2 separate regions of the Homo sapiens genome follow, and region 1 is linked to region 2. The links are chromatin loops, found by intact Hi-C in ENCODE. Cell type or tissue: ascending aorta. All regions are shown on one strand. Each heading gives the region's core, and the rest is flanking DNA. Links, peaks and the distances in the headings are about the cores only.

The links. A loop is a pair of places that touch in the nucleus more often than their neighbours do. Peaks named below come from ENCODE experiments on the same cell type or tissue, not always from the same donor. Only the 100,000 strongest peaks of a DNase experiment are listed, where the experiment ranks them.
Region 1: it touches region 2 in a loop (6-fold over the local background); 6 of 110 quality-filtered maps call a loop at or near these places.

Annotation. Positions count from the first base shown.
Region 1 is chr19:32,688,261-32,696,764 of GRCh38, reverse strand. NUDT19 (nudix hydrolase 19) reads right to left here and starts at 4,944. Exons shown (of 3, transcript NM_001105570.2): 1 at 4,091-4,944. The coding sequence starts at 4,804. It overlaps NUDT19-DT (NUDT19 divergent transcript), which reads left to right and starts at 4,469. Exons shown (of 2, transcript NR_186320.1): 1 at 4,469-5,402. LOC124904690 (a long non-coding RNA gene) reads left to right here. Exons shown (of 2, transcript XR_007067226.1): 2 at 2,671-3,800. RefSeq lists a silencer at 4,572-4,981. In ascending aorta, for the core only: no CTCF peak of the experiment used is centred there; DNase peaks (open chromatin) are centred at 4,404, 5,034 and 8,260; H3K4me3 peaks cover 3,515 bases; H3K27ac peaks cover 1,885 bases.
Region 2 is chr19:33,173,286-33,181,789 of GRCh38, reverse strand. It overlaps WDR88 (WD repeat domain 88), which reads right to left. Exons shown (of 11, transcript NM_173479.4): 11 at 5,991-6,394. The coding sequence ends at 6,218. It overlaps TRT-AGT1-3 (tRNA-Thr (anticodon AGT) 1-3), which reads right to left and starts at 4,733; the gene lies at 4,660-4,733. LOC124904691 (a long non-coding RNA gene) reads left to right here and starts at 4,912. Exons shown (of 2, transcript XR_007067228.1): 1 at 4,912-7,590. RefSeq lists enhancers at 4,014-4,133, 4,144-4,203, 5,294-5,363, 5,076-5,840 and silencers at 4,374-4,733, 4,934-5,093. In ascending aorta, for the core only: CTCF peaks have their summits at 4,253 (motif pointing left) and 5,373 (motif pointing left); DNase peaks (open chromatin) are centred at 3,518 and 4,779; H3K4me3 peaks cover 2,948 bases; H3K27ac peaks cover 2,776 bases.

The DNA.
Region 1 (8,504 bases), core at 320-8,319, 490 kb after region 2:
CCGAGGAATCCTGGGACAGGCTGTAACCAGGTATTTCTCCCACCTCCTCAGTTGTAATTGGGAGACTTTGCTCCTTTCACATGCCTTTCTTGTTATGCCTGAAAGTCCCACACCCTTATTAGGGAGGGATATATTAGCCAAAGCTGGAGCTATTATCTACATGAATATGGGGAACAAGTTACCCATTTGTTGTCCCCTGCTTGGGGAGGGAATCAACCCTGAAGTCTGGGCATTGGAAGGAACAAACTCAAGCTCTAGCCTTAAGCCTTCCCACAGGACGAAACTTTTCTTTAAACGTCACAGAGAGAGCAGGAATAGCTCTTGGGGTCCTTACTCAGACTCATGGGACAACTCCACAACCAGTGGCATACCTAAGGAAACTGATACAGTAGCAAAAGGCTAGACTAACTGTTTAGGGGTAGTTGTGGCAGTGGCTGTCTTAGTGTCAGAGGCTATCAAAATAATACAAGGAAAGGATCTCACTGTCTGGACTACTCATGATGTAAATGGCAAACTAGGTGCCAAAGGAAGTTTATGGCTATCAGAAAACCACCTGCTTAGATACCAGGCACTACTCCTTGAGTGACCAGTGCTTCAAGTGCATACATGTGTGGCCCTCAGCCCTGCCACTTTTCTCCCAGAGGATAGGGAGCGGGTCAAGCATGGCTGCCAACAGGTAGTAGTCCAGACTTATGCCGCCTGAAAGGATCTCTTAGAAGTCCCGTTAGCTAATCCTGACCTTAACCTATATACCGATGGAAGTTCATTTGTGGAAAATGGGATACGAAGGGCAGGTTATGCCACAGTTAGTGATGTAACCGTACTTGAAAGTAAACCTCTTCCCCCAGGGACCAGCACCCAGTTAGCAGAACTAGTGGCACTTACCCGAGCCTTAGAACTGGGAAAGGAAAAAAGAAAAAACGTGTATACAGATAGCAAGTATGCTTATCTAATCCTACATGCCCATGCTGCAATATGTAAAGAAAGAGCGTTCCTAACCTCTGGGGGAACCCCCATTAAATACCACAAGGAAATCATGGAGTTATTGCACTCAATGCAAAAACCCAAGGAGGTGGCAGTCTTACACTGCCGAAGCCATCAAAAAGGGGAAGGAGAAGGGAGAACGGCAGCATAAGCGGCTGGCAGAGGCAGGGAAAGACCAGCAGAGAGAAAGAGGCAAAGTCAAAGACAGAAGGAAAGAGAGGAAGAGACAAAGGAGTCAGAGAGAAAGAGATAGAAGTAGTAAAGAAAAAACAGTGCACCCTATTCCTTTAAAAGCCAGGGTAAATTTAAAATATATAATTCATGCCTGTAATCCCAGCACTTTGGGAGGCCAAGGCGGGCAGATCATGAGGTCAGGAGTTTGAGACCAACTTGGCCAACATGGTGAAACCCCGTCTCTACTAAAAATACAAAAATTAGCCAGGTGTGGTGGCGGGCGCCTGTAATTCCAGCTACTCCAGAGGCTGAGGCAGGAGAATTGCTTGAACCCGGGAAGCAGAGGTTGCGGTGAGCCTAGATCATGCCACTGCACTCCAGCCTGGGTGACAGGGCAAGACTCCATCTCCAAAAAAATAAAAATGAAAAATAAAACCTACAATTGATAATTGAAGGTCTTCTCTGTAACCCTGTAACACTCCAATACCACCTTGTTGTCAGTGTAAACAAGGGCATAGCCCAAAAGCACTGAGGCCACTGACAACCTGTAGCCTTCCTATCAAAAATCCTTAACCCAGCAGGTTCCTAACAGGGGATCTAAATCTGAAGGTCTGACCAGACATAGGAGGAACCCCCTTCAGGACAGGATGATAGATGTTTCCTCCTGGGCGATTAAGGAAAAAGACACAATGGGTACTCAGTACGTGATAAGGAAACTCTTACAGAAGCAGAGTTAGGAAAATTGCCTAATAATTGGTCTGCTCAAATGTGCAAGCTGTTTGCACTCAGCCAAACCTTAAAGTACTTACAGAATCAGGAAGGAGCCATCTATACCAATTTTAAGTGAATATGGACTGAACGAGGTCTTATTAATAGCAAAGAATAATTGAAATCCCAAACTTAAGGTTTTCAACAAAAGTAAAGTTTGCTAAAAGTTAACAGTGTAACACATATTATCCTAACTTCTAATCTTATGGACATCAGACCCTATCAGTGCCCCTCAAAGCTCAAGTCCATCAGCACAGGGCCATACAACTGATACCCCTACTTATAGGGCTAGAAATGGCCACTGCTACAGGAACCGGAATAGCCAGTTTATCTACTTCATTATCTTACTACCACACACTCTCAAAGTATTTCTCAGACAGTTTGCAAGAAATAACAAAATCTATTCAGTAAGGATAGTAACTACAATCCCAAATAGACTCTGGCAGCAGTGACTCTCCAAAACCCCCGAGGCCTAGACCTCCTCACTGCTGAGAAAGGAGGACTTTGCACCTTAGGGGAAGAGTGTTGTTTTTACACTAACAAGTCAGGGATAGTGCAAGATGCCGCCCGGCATTTACAGGAAAAGGTTTCTGAAATCAGACAACGCCTTTCAAACTCTTATACCAACCTCTGGAGTTGGGCAACATGGCTTCTCCCCTTTCTACATCCTGTGACAGCCGTTTTACTATTACTCGCCTTCGGGCCCTGTATTTTTAACCTCCTTGTCAAATTTGTTTCCTCTAGAATCAAGGCCATCAAACTACAGATGGTCTTACAAACGGAAACCCAAATGAGCTCAACTAACAACTTCTACCGAGGACCCCTGGACCGACCCACTGGCCCTTTCACTGGCCTAGAGAGTTCCCCTCTGGAGGACACTACAACTGCAGGGCCCCTTCTTTGCCCCTGTCCAGCAGGAAGTAGCTAGAGCAGTCATTGCCCAATTCCCAACAGCAGATGGGGTGCCCTGTTTAGAGGCGGGATTGAGAGGTGAAGCCCCTGGACTTCCTGGGTCCAGTGGGGACTTGGAGAACTTTTCTGTCTAGCTAAAGATTTGTAAATGCACCAATCAGCACTCTGTAAAAACGCACCAATCAGTGCTCTGTGTCTAGCTAAAGGTTTGTAAATGCACCAATCAGTACTATGTAAAAACGCACCAATCAGTGCTCTGTCTAGCTAAAGATTTGTAAACGCACCAATCCGCACTCTGTAAAAATGGACCAATCAGCACTCTGCAAAATGGACCAATCAGCAGGACATGGGCAGGGCCAAATAAGGGAATAAAAGCTGGCCACCCAGCCACCAGCACCCAACCTGCTCTGATCCCCTTCCGCTGTGGGAGGTTTGTTCTTTTGCTCTTTGCAATAAATCTTGCTGCTGCTCACTCCTTGGGTCCGCACTACCTTTATAAGCTGTAACACTGACCACAAATGTCTGCAGCTTCGCTCCTGAAGCCAGCGAGACCACAAACCCACCAAGAGGAACAAACAACTCCTGACGCACCACCTTTAAGAGCTGTAACACTCACTGCGAAGGTCTGCGGCTTCAATCCTGAAGTCAGCGAGACCACGAACCTACCAGAAGGAAGAAACTCCAGACACATCTGAACATCTGAAGGAAGAAACTGGACACACCATCTTTAAGAACTGTAACACTCACTTCGAGGGTCCGCGGCTTTATTCTTAAAGTCAGCGAGACCAAGAACCCACTGGAAGGAACCAATTCTGGACACACCAGGAGCTGGAGACGAGCCTGGGTGTGCAACACAGAGAGACAAGACCCCCATCTGTACCAAAAATAAATAAAAATAGGAAGACTGGATCATATTAAGTCTGTTCTCCAAGAAAACCAAATTAAACGGCTGTGGAGATGTACTATGTCTACACATGTACAAGTGCTTACACAGTGGCCACGCTGGAGGAACCACGTGGAGAGACAGGCTCCAGGCCTTGAGACCCCAAAGCCTAGGAAAGCAGAGAGCACTTCACCAAGAGCATGGCTTTGGTCTACAGGGGTGAGAGTTTCCAGCCCGTCTAAGCGTTCCTTGCTGCTTAATCTCTCTGGGCTTGGCCTATGCGGGGGTCCCTTGGGGGCCTGGGCCGCTGGGAGGGGTCCTCCCTCTCACGTCCTGGCGGTCCGCAGCAAGGCCCTGAGCAGGCCTTACCTGGTAGCCCACCACCTCCGCCAAGTCGGGGTAGACGGGCGGCGGCTCGCGCAGGCAGCACAGGAAGAAGGCCGTGTCAAAGCGGCGAGTGGTGCCCCGCAAGAAAGGGGTGAGCCAGGCGCTCCAGTTGTGCAGCGCCCAGATGTCGGGTGTGCAGTCGAGGTGGGCGCACAGCCGCAGGAAGTGGCGCGGGTCCTGGCGCACGCGGTCGCGCCAGGAGGCCAGGCCCGGCGGTGGCTCCAGGGCGAGGCCAGGCCCGGGTGCTGGGCCTGGTGGGGAAGTCCTGGGCCGCAGCAGCAGCACGCCCGCCTCCTCAAAGGCCTCCCGCACGGCGCAGATGCGGAAGGCTACGTCCTCAGGCAGCGTCCCAGTGTTGTCGGTCTTGTGGTCATCGGTGTCGGGCAGCGACGGGAAAGCGGTGCGGCTGAATGGCGCCGGGCCCAGGCCGAAGCGCGGCGGCCCGTGGTGCGGCGCGAAGAGGCCCAGCCAGTCCGCCGAGCGGTCGGCCGCATCCAGCACTCCGCCGGAGAAGACGTGCGCGCCCGGCATGAAGCCTTGGTGCGGGGAGCGCTGCAGCAGCAGCAGCCGGAAGCCCTCGGCCGGCGGCGGGCGCGACGGCGGGGTGGCGGTCTCCGGGCGCGACCAGCCAGCCGCCAGGACGATGCTGGCCGCCCGCCGCCAGCGGCTGGGGCCCGGCCGCAGGGAGCTGCTCATGGCGCGCAGCTTCCCGGATCCGATTCTGGCGCGGCCTGAGCTCCACGGCAGGTGGCCCGGCCCTGCAGGGACCCCAGCACCTCCGGGGGCCTCGCGGGAATTGAGGACGAGCCTCTGGCGTTGGGTGAACCTGGGCGTTTGGTCGGCAACGGCGCCTGCCTGTGGGAGGGGCACCCGAGCAGGGACCGCCTCGAGTGCACTGGGGCCCAGCTAGGGCACTCTCGCGGGACAATGGGTGTCACGGCAGCCAGCGACCGTTTGTCATTCACAGCTGCCTGAAAGGAGGACCGCAGTATTCCCACGCAGGAAGCTTGGACCAAAAGCAGGAATGCTTAAGGGCGCATATGACTTGCCATGGTAAAAAACAGGATGCCAACCCAGGCCTGATGACATCCACCTCACTAAAAGCTAAGGACTAGGACTTTCTGCTTTAAACAAGGACCCACATGTGGGTGTTTTCTGTGGGAGAGGGAGAGAGGACATTCGAAGGGCAGAAGTCTGACCTTTGCAAGCACACGTGAACCACACCAATGAGAAATGAATGGACGAGCCAGATGCCAATTTATAAATTTCCTACTGCACACCTTGAATGTGAAAGGTACTCCCAGAGTAATTTCTCTCGTGTTCTGGTTACCTTTTATTGTCAGGGCGCCTGGGGACGGCCTTAGGTGTCTTAGGACATTTGACGAGTTCCACTTTGATGGGAGATGTTTAATCTGGGCCTCCACATGGAGATTTCTCTCCACCTTGTTAGTGTCTAGAAGACTTCCACCTCCAATAGCAGGATTATGATCTTTTGAAAAGCCTGTGTAAATTTGAGTCTTTTCTTTTATAACTCCTTATCAGTCACCGACAGCTTTTCCCATAATTGCTATTATAATTGGATCACACATTTGTTATGTTTTTGGATGAAATACACTATACCCCTGCCGACCCTCACAAACCATCATTTTAATGTGGGTTATTTCCTGGGTAGAATCCACAGATGACATTGTCAATATTTAGGGGTTTTGTTTGTTTTTTTGTTTGAAGAGACCTGGTCTCTGGCCAGGCGCTGTGGCTTACACCTGTAATCCCAGCACTTTGGGAGGCCGAGGTGGTCGGATCACCTGAGGCCAGGACTTCAAGACCAGCATGGCCAACATGGCAAAACCCCGCCTCTACTAAAAATACAAAAATTAGCTGGGTGTGGCGGCCCGCGCCTATAGTTGCAGCTACTCAGGAGGCTGAGGCAGGAGAATCACTTGAATCTGGGTGGAGGTTGCTGTGAGCCAAGATCCTGCCACTGCATTCCGGCATGGGTGACAGAGCGAGACTCTGTCTCAAAAAAATAAATAAATAAATAAAATAAAAATACAGAGCAATGGAGAGAAAGGCACTCAGGTGATTAAAGTAACATGTCTTCAATACTAGGAGTAATAATAATCCTAGGGGATAATAATATTAGTAGTTACTGGGTACAGTGTGTGAGGCACTAGGAACTTTATTAGTATTAGTTGTGTAATTCTTACAAAACCCCATGAAGTGGAAACAGTTACCACTATTTTACAGATGACTAACCATTTATGGAGGGATTAAGGGTCTTAAGAACATACTACTCCCTTTGCTGTAAAATAACACCGTGGTTTTGTAGGTGAATGTGTGTGTTTCAACATCAGCTGGTTTTCACAGAAGCTGGTTACTCATGAGTGAGATGACCAAGTCCTGGTCCTGGGTGCATAGCAAAACAACAGAAACTGAACCTTTTTTTTTTTTGAGAGGGAGTCTGGCGCTCTCACCAGGCTGGAGTGCAGTGGTGCGATCTCGGCTTACTGCAATATCTGCCTCTCGGGTTCAAGCAATTCTCCTGCCTCAGCCTCTGGAGTAGCTGGGATTGCAGGCGCATGCTACTACGCCTGACTAATTTTTGTATTTTTAGCAGAGACAAGGTTTCATCATGTTGGTGAGGCTGGTCTCTAACGCCTGACCTCAAGTGATCTGCCTACCTCAGCCTCCCAAAGTGCTGGGATTACAGGTGTGAGCCACCACACCTGGCAGAAACTGGACCTTAACCAACACAGAACAGTGTCCAAAATGTGCACACTGCCATGACTGTCATATTTGGGGCACTGAGATGACACAATTACAGTTTATGGATTCAGAGATCATGTCATATAAACTCAGTTATCTGAACTGTAGCCAAGAAATGATACAGAAGCAAAGAACTATCCATGAGCATTCAAAGAGATACAGATATCATATTCATATCTAAAGTGCTCTGCTCACAGGATAATTTGTGGATATGTTATTTACCTAATGCTGTTAACAAATTAGTCAAAAACTTGGTGGATTAAATCAATAAACACTTATTGTCCAGGCATGGTGGGTAATGTCTGTAACCCTAACACTTAGGGAGGGCGAGGCGGGAGGATAACTTGAGGCCAGGAATTCAAGACCAGCCTGGGAAACACAGTGAGACCCCTCCTCTTAAAAGAAAATTAGTGGGGAGGTGCAGTGGCTCACGCCTATAATCACAGCACTTTGGGAGGCCAAGGTGGGCGGATCACAGGTCAGGAGATCGAGACCATCCTGGCTAACACGGTGAAACCCCATCTCTACTAAAAATACAAAAAATTAGCCGGGTGTGGTGGCAGGCGCCTGTAGTCCCAGCTACTCAGGAGGCTGAGGCAGGAGAATGGCAAGAACCCGGGAGGCAGAGCTTGCAGTGAGCTGAGATTGCGCCACTGCACTCCAGCCTGGGTGACAGAGTGAGACTCCGTCTCAAAAAAAAAAAAAAGAAAAAGAAAATTAGCTGGGTGTGGTATCACATGCCTGTAGTCCCAGCTACTCAAGAGGCTGAGATGGGAGGATCGCTTGGGCCCAGGAGTTGGAGGCTGCAGTGAGCCATGATCACGCCACTGCACTCCGACCTGGGTGACAGAGCAAGACTCTGCCTCAAAAGAAAAAAAAAGATGGGGCACAGTGGCTCACACCTGTAATCCCAGCACTTTGGGAGGCCGAGGTGGGTGGATCACCTGAGGTCACAAGTTTGAGGCCAGCCTGGCCAACATGGTGAGACCCCGTCTCTACTAAAAATACAAAAAATAAAAATAAAAATTAGCTGGGTGTGGTCGTGGGCACCTGTAATCCCAGCTACTCGGGAGGCTGAGGCAGGAGAATCGCTTGAACCCGGGAGGCAGAGGTTGCAGTGAGCTGAGATAGTGCTACTGCACTGCAGCCTAGGTGAGAGAGCAAGACTCTGTTTCAAAATCAAAAGCAAAACAAAACAAAAAAAACAAGAAAAACAAACAAAAAACAATGGACATTGATTATCCCACCTTTTCTGTTGATCAGGGATTAGGGACCACCTCCATGTGGTGATCCTAACTCAGTATCTCCCATGAGGCTGTGATCAGCATGTCAGCCAGGGCTTGTCCAGCACTGGGAGATCCACTTCCTCAATGGCTCACTCACATGGCTGTTGGCAGGGGGCCTAGTTCCTTACCGCATGGATCTTTCCATAGGGTTGCTTCAATGTCTTCAGGACTTGGTGGGTAAACTTCTCCCAGAAAGAATGATCCATGAGAGAGGAAGAAGCCATGATGCCTTTTATGACTTAGCCTCAAAAGTTACACTTCAGGCTGGGCACAGTGGCTCATACCTGGCAATCCCAATACTTTGGGAGGCCAAGATGTGTGGATCACCTGAGGTCAGGAGTTGA
Region 2 (8,504 bases), core at 80-8,079:
AGACCACACTCTCAGCCTTCCCCGGCAGTGAGGAGGCCCTGCTCCTCCGGAGAGGCTGTAGGAGGGTTCTTCCCCAAGGCTGAGGCCACCTCTCAGTCATTAAAGCTGAAACCCTCTCCTGGAAGCAGCTGATGGTATGTGCGTATCTCTGCCCTCCTAGCGCAGATGAAACCTCTCTTTCCCTGTCTGGAGCCCTTCAGGCCACAGTTGCATGGGAGGTAGAAACAGAGGGAAATGGGACAGTCCACCGCCCAACAAATGCAGGCTCTGCCCTACTGGAAGAGCACAGGCCATGTGCAAGAAATAGTTAAATCCACGTGGAGCTGGTGGGGACAGGCTGGGAAGACGAACCAGACTGCTGTCAACATGACTTTTATTATTTTAAGTTTTTTTTAGAGAGAGGAAGTCTTGCTATGTTGACTAGGCCAGTCTTGAACTCTTTTTATTCATTTATTTTATTTTTTATTTTATTTTATTTTGAGTTAGAGTCTCGCTCTTTCACCCAGGCTGGAGTGCAGTGGCGCAATCTCAGTTCACTGCAACCTCCACCTCCCAGGTTCAGGCGATTCTTGTGCCTCGGACTCCCAAGTAGCCGGGACTACAGGTGTGCACCATCATGCCTGGCTACTTTTGTATTTCTAGTAGAGACAGGGTTTTGCCATGTTGGCCAGGCTGGTCTTGAACTCCTGAGCTCAAGTGATCCACCCGCCTTGGCCTCCCAAACTGCTGGGATGACTGGTATGAGCCGCTGTGCCCGGCCTTTAATATTTTTATTTAGATTAGATTGACTTTTGTGCTGTGAAATGCATAGATCTTAAGCATACAATTTAATGAGTTTTGATAAACACACACCCAAACTCCTACAAAATAAAGAGCATTTCCATCAACCCCTCGAAGGTCTTTTTGTACCCATTTTCAAGAAATCAATCTCTGCCACCTATGCAACCATTGCTCTGCTGTCACTATAGATTAATTTGCATTTCCTAGAGCTTTATGTAAGTGAAATCATAAATGATGTACTGTTTCACTGTACACGACGTGAGATTCCACCCACGTCTGTGTAAGTGTCAGCATCCCATCCCTTTCTCTTGCTGTGTAGTGGTCCATTGCCTGGATAACCCACAGTTTATTCATCTCCTGTGGACACCTGGGCTGTTCCTAGTTTTTTACTATTGTATTGAGAGCATCTGTGGCATTTTCTTATGGACGTTGTTTTCATTTATTTTGGATAAATACTGAAGGCTGGGATTGTTCATAACCCAGCTTTTCAGATTCTGATAGAATGCGGTAATTTTCACTGCTTTGCTATACCCCTTGGGCCCTTCCTCTGCTAAAAATTATTTTGTCACTTATATGTGTTGTAGATATCTTTTTCTTGTTTGTAAGTTGTCCTTTTTTTCCCTTTAAGATCAAAGTTATCATTCACCATCCCAATTTGCACAATTCAGAATCTGCCCAAAAATCAAACAAGCAATCAGCAGTAATAAGACAGTCAAGACAGTCAGGCAAGAGGGCTGCTTTAAGGAGCCACATTTAAACATCAAAGGCATTCCTATTTAGCAGGAGCATGCAATTTTTAAAAAATGGAATTATCCCATTCACAGTATCTAGAAATAACCCCAGCAAGAAATATATGGGACCCAGGCTGGGCACAGTGTCTCTTGCATGTAATCCCAGCATTTTGGGAGGCCGAGGCAGGCAGATCTCTTGATGCGAGGAGTCGGAGACCAACCTGGGCAACATGGTGAAACCCTGCCTCTACTAAAAATACAAAAATTAGCCAGGCGTGGTAGCACACGCCTGTAATCCCAGCTACCTGGGTGGCTGAGGCAGGAGAATTGCTTGAACCTGGGAGGTGGAGGTTGCAGTGAGTCAAGATCGCACCACTGCACTCCAGTCTGGGCAATAAGAGTGAAACTGCTTCTCAAAAAAAAAAAAAATCTACTTATAATGGTATCAAAAAAAGAAAATACTTAGAAATGTGCTTAACAAAAGAGGTGTAAAACTTATGCTCTGAAAACTAAAAACCTTGTTGAAAGAAATTAAAGAAGACCTAAATAAATTGAAAGCCATTCCATGTTCATGGATTAGAAAACTTAACATTATTAAGATAACAATATCCCCCCAAATGATTTATTTCTATCAAATGCAATTTCTATCAAAATCCCAACTGGATTGTTTGCAGAAATTTACAGGCTGATTCTAAAACTCATGGAAATTCAACAGACCCAGAATAGCCAGAACAATCTTGAAAATAACAACTTTGAAGTCCTCATACGTCCCAATTTGAAAATTTAGTACACAGCTATAGTTATCAAGAGTGTGGCACAGGCATAAAGCTAGACATGTAGATTAAGGTACTAGAATTAGAAAACCACAAATAAGCCCTCATATTTATGGTCAATTGATTTTCCACAAGGGTGCCAAGACCTTTGGGAACAGAATAGTCTTTTCAACAAATGGCGTTTGGATGAATGAAAATCCACATGCAAAAGAATGAAGCTGGACCCCTCCTTCACATCATATACAAAATTGACTCAAAGTAGATCCAAAACTTAAATGTAAGAGCAAAAGCTATAAAACCCTTATAAGAAAACATTAGTGTAAATCTTTATGACCTTGAACTTGGCAATGGAGTCTTGAATATGACATCAAAAGCATAAGCAAAAAGGAAAAGTAGATACATTAGACTTGATCAATATTGAAACGTTTGCACTTCTAATGACAGTATTAAGAAAGCAAAGAAGGCCGGGCACGGTGGTTCACACCTGTAATCCCAGCACTTTGGGAGGCCAAGGCAGGCGGATCAAGAGGTCAAGAGATCGAGACCATCCTGGCCAACATGGTGAAACCCCGTCTCTACCAAAAATACAAAAATTAGTTGGGCGTGGTGGCACGCGCCTGTAGTCCCAGCTACTTGGGAGGCTGAGGCAGGAGAATCGCTTGAACCCGGGAGGTGGAGGTTGCCGTGGGCAGAGATCACACCACTGCACTCCATCCTGGTGACACAGTGAGACTCTGTCTCAAAAAAAAAAAAATGCGGTGGCTCACACCTGTAATCCCCACACTTTGGGAGGCTGAGGTGGGCGGGGCGGATCACCTGAGGTCAGGAATTCGAGACCAGCCTGGCCAACATGATGAAACCTCGTCTCTACTAAAAATGCAAAAATTAGCCGGGCGTGGTGATGTGCACCTGTAATCCCAGCTACTCGGGAGGCTGAGACAGGAGAATCGCTTGAACCGGGGAGGCGGAGGTTGCAGTGAGCAGAGATCACACCACTGCACTCCAGCCTGGGCGACAAAGACTCCATCTCAGTAAATAAATAAATAAATAAATAAATAAATAGCAAAGAGAAAAGGAAACGGAGAAAAGATTTCAAACCCTGTATCCAATGAGGGACTTTTTAATTTTTATTTTTTCTTCGAGATGGAATCTCGCTCTGTCGCCCAGGCTGGATTGCAGTGGCGTAAGTATGAGCCAGAAATAAACCAGCTCCACAATGACGCAAGCCCAGTTTCCAATAAATTCATCCCTAATTGGATCCAGGTGAACGCTCCTATCAGCACTGCAAAACGTCAAAGTCTCCTTACAAGCTTTCCTAGGCAATGTCAGTCAAAAACAACCAAGATACAAAAGCGCGAGAATTGACTAGAAAACGACAGAAATAAACAAACAAACAAAAACAATAAACCCAGATCCATAGAAGAGGCAGGAAGAGGAACTGCTTCTGGGGCAGGTGAATTTGACTACACAGCCTATGCCATGACTGCAATTTCTGCACTGGGACTGTCCTGTCGGGTTTGACATGTGAATCCCTGGAGAATGTTTGTAAAAACTCCAATGCCTCACCCCACCCTACCCCACCACCCCCAAAGCCTCGAATGCACTTGCTCAGGAATAGGTTCCCACATACAAATGTGGGTAGAACCCCAGCGCTGAGCAACCAACCCCAGCCCAGGCAGCTGGCTTCAGCCCACACCCGGCCGTCTGCAGCTGGGGCAGAGTCCCCTGCCTGGCCTGGAGTTTCCACGCAGTCATCGGACTGAGGATCACGCTAACCGGACTCAGTCCCGCATCCCTCCACACGGGGTCCCCTTGGCCTCGCCGCCGGTCCAGGTCTTGCATTTGTGAAAAGGCTGCACCCACTGCGCGGCTGCAGGGAGACGGGCAATCTTCAGGCCTTTGCGAGGCTCAGCTAAGCCCGGCGAACGTCGAGGATCGGCACCCGCGTGGGCTCCCCCAAGTGGCAGCTTGGAGCCAGGAAGACTAGCGCGAGGAACCCACGCCACAGAAGGCGGCGTGGGAGAGCGCGTCCACCGCCCGCCCTGAGGAAGCAGCCTCGGGGCGAACACCGGCTCCTCGCTGGACTCGCACAGCTGCTTCCCAGCCCGCCGCTCGCCTCCCACGGCCAGCCAGCACCATGGCAACCGCGGTCGCCTGGGTCCCCGCGCCGCCTACGCCCCACAGAGCCTGAGACCCGAGAAGGTGGAGTCCGAAGCCCGCCTGCACCCGCCCCCGTGGCCGAGGCCACGCCCCGTTGGGGGGCCCGTCTACCTAGGCCTCTCGGGATCCCGCTCACACCCTCATAGTATCGGGCAGCCGGGTACAGAGCACAAAAGTGCAGGAGCAAAAATGGAAAGAGCTTGGACGCTCGGTTGAGGCACCGCTGGGATTCGAACCCAGGATCTCCTGTTTACTAGACAGGCGCTTTAACCAACTAAGCCACGGCGCCACCCGTACAGGTACTTTCCTAAACTATTCTTCATTACTATTTACCATATGGGCCGCGCGCATGCGCACACATTCGGCCTGTTGTGGCGCACGCGTAGTGTAGCTTCCGATTCACACAGGCAGCTGAGACTGAGACCGGAAGCTTGGGCTGCACGGAGCGGGCGGAGCCTGGGAAGGCCAGACTTCCTGGTCACGGTAATGTCTCTTCCAACGTGGAGCCAGGACGCTCCGCCTTTGGGGAACGCTGGTGCAGGGCTTGGGACTCAGGGCAGTGCGGTCGAGCCCCTACCCACTCCGGAGAACCCCCGGCCCCGCCAGCGCGGCCGGGCTGCTGGCTCCCCTGGCGTCCGGTCGAGGCGCACACCCGCCTCGGTCCGACTGTGACCCCGGTGAGCTTCGGACCATTCTGCCCCGCGACCTCAGCCTGAGAAGACCCGGGGCCCTGCCAGCTCCCGGGACTATAACTTCAGTTGAGTCGCTACTTCCGCGGATCCTGAGCTGGGGGAAAGTCGAGGGGTCCGGAAGGCTCAGGAGGGATCGTGGACTTCAGGGTTCCCAGGCTGCTGGCGTGGAGCACCAACACCTTACATGGAGGGGTTTCTGCTGCCAGAGCAGGCAAGGCCCTCCCCTCCCTAGTTTCTCACTGACCCCTTCTGGGTGTCCTCACGCAACTACACCAGCCACTGGTCTCCGCACTTTCCAGAGGGCCTGTGGGCAACTACGAAGCCGAACACTGCCAACCCATCCACCCAGCATCCCTGCAGCATGCACAGAAAGGTTCACCCAGCATGGTGTGCAATAGGAAACTAAGCTCCTATCTCAGCCTATTTCTGGATTGATGCACGCTGTGCAAAATGCCGTGGCAGCAGGAAGAGGGCTGCACATAAGCAAGGGGTTCTGGAAATTAAGACGTCTAGAGGAGAAAGCGTGAGACATCCCGTGATGGCAATGCCACCGCCACCCCCTTGCCTAACCAAACCGTCCTCTGCTCCGGGCAAGTGGCCATCTGGGAGCATTAGCCAGGGAGGCACTCATTGTGTCTTGCCATCACGTCCACAGAGGGGGCCCCACACCTTGTCATACTCATTTGACAAACTCTCCAGAACTGCTGGTGCCAGCCCCCACAGGTCACCTTACAGGGCAACTCCAGACTCCACAATGTGAGTCTAATATGTGTTCCAAGAATCAAACAGGATGAGCACCAAGACATAAAGCTTAGAAATAGCAAGACTGCTTTTCAGATGCACATGCACGCTTGTTTTCCAAAGGAATTAGATTTATTCTGCATGAAAACGGAAAGTGTTCACTCCCCAAGCTGAGAGCTGAGGAGGTGGCACTGTGCTGAGTCCAGCCAGGGCTTGGGTCCTGCCCCAGTCTGACAGGCCTGCTGAGCCTGGGAGGGGCCCAAGAGAAAGCCCCTGCAAAGCCCCGAAACCTACATGCTAGGTAGCCTGTGCTGGAGTCACTCAAAGGGGCCTGTGGCTGTCAGTCATCCTTGCTTCCCCTTGGCGGCGGTGAGTTCTCCCTTTCCGATGATGATGATGACGATGAAGTATCTGCTGGCAAGCCCCTTGTATCTATCCGGCAGAACACGCATTGGGTGAACATTTCAGAAGAGGTGTCACTCTTGAAGATGGAGAAAGGCCTGTCACATCTTTCGCACTGACATGGGATATTTTAAAAGAGCAGAAAGGAGGTGCTGGTCAGAGGTGATCCAGGCATGCCATTAGAATTCTCCCAGCTACCTTGAGCTGGGGCAAGGCAAGGGTTCCCCTCTCTGGAATCTCTTTTTGGTTTGTTTGTTTGTTTTTGTTTTTGTTTTTGAGACAGAGTCTCACTTTGTTGCCCAGGCTGGAGTGCAGTGGCACCATCTAGGCTTACTGCAACCTCCGCCTCCCAGGTTCAAGCAATTCTCCTGCCTCAGCCACCCGAGTAGCTGGGATTACAGGCGTGCACCACCACATCCTGCTAATTTTTGTATTTTTAGTAGAGATGGGGTTTCTCCATGTTGGCCAGGCTGGTCTTGAACTCCTGGCCTCAAGTGATCCACCCACCTTGGCAGCCCAGAGTGCTGGGATTACAGGCGTGAGCCACTGGGCGCAGCCCCTCTCTGGAATCTCTAACCCCACAAAGGCGGAAATTGCAGAGAGAATGAGCACAGGCTGCTTCCCCACCAATGGCTAAGCAGGTCCTGCCAGCTCATGTCTCCTGCCAGCTCATGTCTCCTGCCAGCTCATGTCTCCTGCCATGGGGGTCCTGAGGACATGCGTGGCAAGCCCCTTGACAGTTGGGAGGATGGGGGTGAGTGTCCCGCCCCATCCATTGTTCTGTGCCGAGTAAAATTGTGGGACTAAGAGGATGACTCCCTGACATCCTGAGAACACCCAACTTTTACAGAACCATGAGACGCAAGTAGGCAAGATTTCTGAACAAAGCAGGGGTGTGAAGCAGATTGATGCAGGTGCTAGGTGCCCTCCTGCGTCCCTGAGCCTGTTTCTGGCCAAAGCTCACAGAGTACACTGAAAACAAATGGCACAGCTCACCCATCACGTCTGCTTCCCACTAACAAGCAAGAGTGCCATGGGATGAGGTCTCCTAGGCCATGGGCAGAGGCCCCTCAGGGGTTCCCACCATGCATGGTCCCCTGGAGAAGAGCCTGCAAGGTGGCCGCGCCCCTGCCCTGGCTCTCCCAGCCCCTGGGCTTTGCTGTTCTGCCCACTCCAGGACACTGAGGCCTGCTGGAGAGGGGGGTAAACCCTACCTGGGGCAGGCCTCGGGGAAGCCTGGCCTCAGGCTTCTCATGTTGATTGATTCAGAGCAAGTCAAATGCAGCAGGCTCATCCTTGCTTCAGCTTCAGGTAGGCCTCTTTCTTTTCCTTTTTTGCAAGAAATAGATTAGATCCCAGTTTGGGTGCGGATAGCTTGCGCCTGTAGTCCCAGCACTTTGGGAGGCTGAGGCGGGCGGATCACTTGAGCTCAGGAGTTCGAGACCAACCTGGCCAACATGGTGAAACCCCGTCTCTAATAAAAACACAAAACAATTAGCCAGCGTAGTGGTGGGCGCCTGTAGTCCCAGCTACTCGGGAGGCTGAGGCAGGAGAATCGCTTGAACCCGGGAGGCGGAGGTTGCAGTGAGACGAGATCGCGCCACTGCACTCCAGCCTGGGCGACAGAGCGAGACTCCATCTCAAAAAAGAAATAAAAAGAAAAAAGGAAATTTGATCCTTTACCTACCTTATCCTACATTCCTACATCCCACGGTCCAACCCCAGAACAACAGGGCTCACAGAGGAGGAGGCTCCCAGGCCTTGCCCTAGGTGGCCAGTGAAAAACAAGGGCCATCACTGCTCTGTAGCAAGTCAGCTTTCACAGTTTAAGGGCCAAACAGGGACAAGGTCCATGTGAGTCCCACCCCTCACACAACTGCCTTGCAGTGCGGCTCCCAAATTAGCCATTCCCAGAAGCAGTGGCTCCCAGCCGAACCTTCTGAGAGGAGGCCAAGTCTAGGCAGCTCCAGGATTCCCAGGGAAGGACTTAAAGGGGCCCAGCCTGCACTCCAAGGCAGCAGCCAGGTGTGTGCACAGAGAGGCTCCAGCGGAGAGTTGCCTCCACTGCCCAGGGACAGCCTCTGTGGCCAGCCCCAGCTGTGCCTGGTGAAGCAGAAAATATGCTGGCCTGACCACCAAGCTCTTGCACTAGAGAAGCGCAGGCACCTAAGCCTTTTGCATGGGAAGTGGGGCACTGGGGACCTGCCCAGGGTAGGAGGCTGACG